2 separate regions of the Homo sapiens genome follow, and region 1 is linked to region 2. Evidence: chromatin contacts called from ENCODE Hi-C or POLR2A ChIA-PET data. All regions are on one chromosome and are shown on one strand. Each heading gives the region's core, a stretch centred on a gene start or an enhancer-like site at or near the end of the contact. The rest is flanking DNA. Distances are from core to core; before and after follow the strand shown. Region 1 has its middle 39 kb from the start of MRPS23. Region 2 overlaps CUEDC1 (CUE domain containing 1).

What was found. A loop is a pair of places that touch in the nucleus more often than their neighbours do. ChIA-PET counts read pairs that join two places held with the same protein, here RNA polymerase II (POLR2A). Pooled maps may share reads with other maps.
Region 1: a loop to region 2 is called in a pooled map, with 2.2 times the contacts of the local background. The contact joins two enhancer-like sites. A Hi-C loop is called at or near these places in 1 of 50 pooled maps. POLR2A ChIA-PET finds 5 or more read pairs at or near these places in 4 of 52 experiments (Caco-2, HEK293, T-cell and 1 more).

What each region holds. Positions count from the first base shown.
Region 1 is chr17:57,809,208-57,812,441 of GRCh38, forward strand. No RefSeq gene overlaps it. Among named protein-coding and RNA genes, the nearest start is that of MRPS23, 39 kb to the right of the region's middle. RefSeq lists an enhancer at 1,420-2,306. Within about 2 kb of position 1,809, at least 16 of the 41 ENCODE cell types and tissues checked have a DNase peak (open chromatin) inside an H3K27ac peak, as active enhancers do.
Region 2 is chr17:57,872,758-57,876,247 of GRCh38, forward strand. It overlaps CUEDC1 (CUE domain containing 1), which reads right to left. Exons shown (of 11, transcript NM_001271875.2): 4 at 834-960; 5 at 1-98. Among named protein-coding and RNA genes, the nearest start is that of MRPS23, 24 kb to the left of the region's middle. RefSeq lists enhancers at 1,007-1,647, 1,648-2,289, 2,931-3,490. Within about 2 kb of position 1,879, at least 32 of the 41 ENCODE cell types and tissues checked have a DNase peak (open chromatin) inside an H3K27ac peak, as active enhancers do.

The sequences.
Region 1 (3,234 bases), core at 559-3,058, 64 kb before region 2:
GTTGAAAAACTAACTCTTGCGTTCAATGCCCACTACCTGAGTGACAGGAATCAATCATACCCAAATCTCCACATCACACAATATGCCCAGGTAACAAACCTGCACCTGTATCTCCTTAATATAAAACAAAAGTGGAAATTATTTTTTAAAAAAAGAATTCCTCTTGTTTCAACATCTCTCCCAGAAAACAAAAACCGAACTCCATCCATATACCCATTGCTTGTAGCCGTGTGCTTCAAGTCAGTTTGCTCTTTAGCACAGACTTTGATTTCGCTATTATAAATAACACTATAGCCAGCCAGGTGCAGTGACTCACACCTGTAATCCCAGCACTTTGGGAGGCTGAAGCGGTGGATCTCTTGAGGTCGGGAGTTTGAGACCAGCCTGGCCAACATGGGGAAACCCCGTCTCTACTAACAGTACAAAAAAATTAGCCAGGCACAGTGGTGGGCGCCTGTAATCCCAGTTACTCAGGAGTCTGAGGCAGGAGAATCACTTGAACCTTGGGAGGTGGAGGTTGCAGTGAGCTGAGATCACGCCACTGCACTCCAGCCTGGGCAACACAGTGAGACACCATTTCAAAAATAAATAAATAAATAAAACTAGAGCAAGCATCTTTCCTCTGTTTTTGATGAAATTTGTTTATCCTAAATGAAATTAATGAGTCAAAAATGACGCACATTTTGTGTGGCTCTTCACTCATTTAGCCAGCTTACTTTCCACAGAGTTTGCACTAATCTACACACTCACTCACAACGTGGGAGAGCACCACCCTCTGCCACAACTGGGCCCGGCAGGGGACACATGCACAGTCCCCTCCTTGCACATTCAACTTTTTCCTGCTCCAATATCGACTGCATAACTTCAGGCTCAAGTGGGGCCCTCCACAGTAAGCAGAGATCCTAAACACTGCGTTGTGGTAGAAAAAGTGATTTCTCTGTAGCCACAAGGAACATTCTTTAGGGATAATGCTGGTCCAGGAGGGAGGAGTCTGAACATCCCTAGTTTATTTTATCAGCAATTGCAATGAGAGGGTTTTGTTTGTTTGTTTGTTTGTTTGTTGGAGTTGCAAGAGATGATCTGCCTGTTCAGGGAGCTGGTCATCTTCCACTGCCCTCAAATAGAAAGCCTGGAAATTGTACCTGACTGACCCAAAAGAAAAAGCTGGTTTATTTAAAAGTCTGGTTCCTTTATCCCCTTTGCAATACAGTGGTAGGTTTTTGGTTTGTTTTGTTGGTGGTGTTTTTGTTTGTTATTTTGTTTGTGTTTTTAACGAGTTCTTTGGTGACTATGCTAAAAAGACCATCATGGAAGCAAGAACATCAATAATTTTTTCACCCACTTCCAGCCCCCAGGACAGAGACAGACCTGGAGGCTTCATCGTCCCTTAGGACTGACTATCTTCCTTGCTTCAGGGAAGAAAAAAATCGTATGACAATGTTGCTTGCCTTGGCTTGCCTGTGGGTGTGGGGGATACAGTCCAGGCACGGAGAGGCACCCGAGTAGGAGCAGGATAAAAGGGCCTCCCAGAGATTTAGGCTCAGAGACTCCAGGGAGATTGGGCAGTCGCTGTCCCAGACGCTATCATGAGCTCTCAGCCTGATGCTTCCATGTGAAATGGGGCCAATCAGATCTAGCCCTAGGACGACAGTCCCCCCCTGCACCCAGAGGCACAGTCTGGGACTCTGGCAGGCCTAAAGTAACTAGGTTTTGCCTGCACATGTTTGATCCAAAGAGTGGAAAAAGCCTTTGGACTCCGGAGGTCTTCACTGGGGTCCTGGCCGCTCTCCAGACTTTCCTCGTGACCGGGGGCCTTCGGTTCCCTGGGCCTCGGGTTCTCTCTCTGTGAAGTGGCCAAACAATCCTGCCTCCCAGGGAGCGAGCACGCGGCTTGTCCGGGGAGAAAAGAGCAACAAATATTTATAAATCCATCACTGAGGTGGCGCTGAAACAGCTGACGGAGCGAAGCCTGACCCAGTCGGGTCCCGGGCCCTCCACGGGGGTCTGCGTCCTCCCGCTGCCTCCCACCCACCCCTGACAGGGCGGGGCAGACCTCTCGGGCAACTTCCCAGACTATGAATTTCCTTTGGCACTTTGAGGCTCCCCCAGGAGGATTCATGAGACCGCAGCAGGAAATGAGGAACATATTTTTAAATCAGAAGGGGGAAGCAATGTCTTTCTGTCAGATAAGTGGCCTGGATCCAGGGCTGAGAGACTGTGGCGCATTTCTCCTCGCAGACAGCAGGTGCTCTTCGAGATGTGGTTATGGCAACAAAATAAATGATGGATAATTGCTTTTGTGACAACTTGCCAATTAAATTAGACTCAGCAGAATAACATAATGACAATTTGTTATGCTCCGATGGGCACTAACATACCGATCATAATTAAATGCTATGACTGAAATAGAATACCGCTCAACGCAGGAATATACAACCCCAATTCCCTCTCTGTGAAACTTTATAGGTTGAGGCTTGATTTTAATTTCAGGAAGATAATGGCATTAGCTCATATCCGAGTGGGTTTGTGGAGAGGCCTGTGGTGAGGGGAGATGGGCCTGAGCAGGAAGGCGATGCCTGTAAGGAAACACCCGGGGGGCTGAACTCCAAGGTCAAGGGGAAGGGCTGAGGAGCCCTGTCGTGAAAATAGTGCTTGCTGGTCTGGGAAATGGAGGCAAAGGAGGAGCAGAGCAGGGAAATGGAGGCAAAGGAGGAGGCCCTCGCCCATGGTCTGCAGTGACAGGGCCCGTGCTGTGAACAACTCCAGGCCTCCACGCTGAATGTGTGGGGCATGTCCTTGAACAAGGAGCCCAGACTCACAGGTGATGTTAAAGAGGAGCTTAGGGGCGACTTGGTGCTAGGCATGTACAGCAAGTAGTAGAAGTGAGAAGTCCACTCAGTCTGCAGATGCCCTGCCTTCCCCTGCCCCTGGTGACAGCTGATTGGGCCAGAAGTGAATAGCTGACCCAAGGTGGGCCAATCAAATTCTTCCTCTGGAAACTTTGCAGGTGAGCTACTGAGCTAATTCTATAAAACAGTCATACATGTACAGATTGATGTGTAAGCACTTCCCTATATTATAATATACATACAGGACACGCACATATAAAAGCTGCAACTCGACTGTCAAAAACTTGACCTAAACGTGATATTCTAGGTATTGATTGTGTATTCAAGTTTTAATATATTTGTTGATGAATTCCCAAACCATTCCATAAAAGATTTGAGGTGGCTT
Region 2 (3,490 bases), core at 629-3,128:
TACTGCTTCCAGCGGCTCTCCTGGTCTCCGGGCCCTGGCCCAGCCATGGCAGGTGGACATCCCTCTCCACTCCCAGGCTTGGGGCCCCCAGCGTTACCCTGAGGAGGGAAGCGAGCATGTTGAATGTGTACACACAAGGGTACATGTTGCACAAACGTCCACATCCCTCTGGTTGCACACATGCCCTGTCCAACATCCTCCAGCCCTCACCTGAGGCTCACACCTCCTAATGGAACCTGGTTGCGAGCCAAAATCCAACGGACAGGTCAGAGCCATTGCTGCAGGGGACACAGCAGTAGCCTAAAAACTATTTTTCCCCCACGCCACAGACCACCTCATACCTTCATCTACAACCTGAACAGTCCTGAAAACAAATCTGCAGACTGTGGAACAGCCTATACGTCAATTCCCAAACTCAACCCTCTCCCTGCACCAGCAGCCTCAGGGTGGACCTGCCCCGCTGTGGGGCACCTTGGGGCATGCCAACATCTAGCAAGAAGCAGCCTCTGGCCCTTTCCCAAGGGAGGAAGGGGGGTGCTCTGGCCCTCCACCATTGGCCACCCCATGCCCGCCTCTCTCCAGCCTGAGGTGACTGCTGCAGCAGACAGCCTCCTTAGGCTGTCACCTTCCCTGGATAGAACAGGAAACCTCCAGGCCCAGGCAGGAAGTGAGGCTTTCAGTTCAGCATTCCTGCCCTACGAACCCAGGGCAACAGAAATAGCTCAGCCTGGGTTTAAACATCAGGAAGTAAAACTGGCTGGCACAAATTGTGTGGGCAAAGAGAGATGCTGGACAAGCAGGTGGGAGTGGAAGGCGGGGGCGGCCCCTGTTACCTGTATGCTGTCCAGCTGCTGGGGCAGGATGCGGAGAAAGTCATCCGGAAGGTTGCCCAGCAGTGGTGGGTTCCAGTTCCGATAGCGTCTCTGGCTTGTAGGGGCTCCAGAGCCCAGCGCGTCGATACTAGGGGATGGCAGGTGACAGGGAAGAGGAAGTCATTAAGCCCAACCCCAGGTCTCCTGGCCCCATCACACCAGGTCCTCAGGCAGGTCGGATCCTGCTCAGAGATTCCCATGGCCTCCACTGCCTCCAGAACAAAGGCCCGTCACTCTGTCTCATCACTGGAGATGTCTCCACCAGCCTCAGCGAACTCCCCAGCCATTCATGCTCTCCAGTCACTCAGTGCCCTTCCAGGTCTCTGGACCTACAGAGCTGTCTGTCCACGGTGCACATGTGGAACTCTGTGGATTTAGCCATAGATGTTTACAAATGTCCCCTAAAGACAGCAGGGATCGCATCCTTTCATGCTTCTATCCTAGCACCTACACAGTGCCAGGCTCATGGTGCTGAGTGACAGGTATGGTCCAAAGGAACAGACACATAAGCCACCAACAGCACAGCCTGCTGCATGCTGGTTTGCTGAGGAAGGGGCATATGGGGACGCCAGGATCCCTACAGAGGGTAAAGCAGATCTGAGCTCCAGTTCTGGCTCAACCACCAGCCGGCAGGGTAGTCTTAGGTGGGCCCCTGTTCCCTCTAGGGCTCGGTTTCCTTATCTAGAAACTGCTGCCTCCCTGCCCAGGTGCTGGGGAGCCCCTCAGGAGGCCGTGTCCTGAGCAATGTTCTGAAAACGTGCGTGGAGATGTGAGTGTGGAAGGGATCTCGCTCTCAGGGTGCTCTGGGGCCGCTCTTTCCAGGCCCGTTGTGTGTGTGGCAGGAGCTCTGTGCCATGGCAGAGCCAACAGCTGGGCAAGGCAGTAGAGGAAGAGGGGGTGGCACACACCCTCCCTGACCCCCAGGCTCCCGCCCTACCGCCCTGGGCCTGAGGGCAGCTCGGAGCCCGGCCAGGAGGTCCCCACAGCTCCATGGCAGCCTGCAGCGTGGCAACCGCAGGACACGTGTTCCGCTGAATCAGGAAAACGGCACACTGAGAAGGCAGCCGAGGGCCGGGCGGTGGGGGCTGCTCTAGCTCTCGGGCCTGGCTTTGATTTGGTCTTCAGCTCTAGGAATCCCGCCCGCCCCCTCACTGGAGGGGAGCTTTTCCGGGCTGCCGCTGACTATGGAAATAACTTCCTTTCCTTTTCTATTTCGGGCGGGTGGCCGGCGGCGGGGGCGAGGGGAAGGGGCGGGGGCGGCAGCAGAAGGGATAACCAGCTGCTAAGTGCCTGGTGGGAGCTCAGCTCTTGCAGACTGGAGCCAAGGGAACCCCAGCACGCCTCGTCCACCCTCTCCCTGCACAGACACAGGGGGAGAGGGAATGGTCTGGAGAGCAGCTTGCATCACAACCCGGGACTCCCATTCCTAGGCCAAATTTTTTTCTACATCACTGCCACCTTCTGTCACTGTTGGAGGCTTCATTTTTCTCCAAAGGCCAGAGATGGGGAGAGAGGAAGCCTCATCTCTAAGGGACTCGCAGACCACCCCAGGCTACAGCAGGGAGGGACCCTCGCCAGGGGTATTACCAGTTCTTGAGGTCTCAGGGTCTTCATCTGGGACATGGGTGCCCACCCCCAATTTAACCACACCTCGGAGCCACCCAGGAAAGCAGTGGAGGGAGAACCTCAGAGGTGCACCTGGACCCCTCTAGCCATGAAGACTCCAAGTGGAGAAGGGCACAAGGTGGAGGAGGCCCCTGTTCTCAGCTGAGTTTCCTTGCTGCTAGGCCTGTGGTCCTGAAGGAAGGCCAGGCCCAGCCCCCTCCCGGCCCCTTGGCTGGCACTGGTAGAGATGAGGTCAGCCCACAGCTGCGTGAGCCAGGGCACAGGCAGCCCAGGCAACTCCATTGTGGTCGGAAAGGAATGTCAGAAATGAGCTGAGACGCAAATAAAAAAAAAAACTTCCAAGGCTGTAATTTTAACGGAAAAACAGCAGGCGGCCTGTGTGGAAGGGTCCCCGGGGTTTCAGAGACTGTCTTTCAGACAGATGGAGGGAAGGACAGACTGGGGGAGGGGAAGGAGGGAGAAGCTGGGGAGGATTTCCCAGCCCAGAGCCTCTGCCTCTGGACCCCAAAACTGCAACTTCAAGCCCCATCGGACCCCCAGGTTTACCCATGGAACATCAGACCTGATGGAAAGGGATTTCAGACTCAGGACTTCCAGGTAAAATTTTTGGTAAGAACTGGACATTGAGGTCCAGAGGGGGTTCAAGCCATGTCCCAGGACACACACATCATCCAGGCAAAACCTGGGCCCAGGGATTGTGACATTTGAAGCATGCTCCCCGGGGTGGCCCTGCCTCTCTGTGCCCTAGGAGGCCAATACCCACGCTCCCAAACTCTGCCCCATCTGCAGGTTCTCGGCACCCCAGTGACTGGAGGTAGCAGATGGGGGCCAGGCCATTCCCCCACTCAAATCTGATCTCCCTCAGCAGCCAAAGGAAGATTCCTAAAACACGAACCTGATCGTGTCGCTCTCCAGGTTAAGGCCCTTGAATGGCTCCCCGCTGTCTGCAAGAGAAGACGGAAGCTCCCTGGAGGGCCACAGGGCCTTTGATC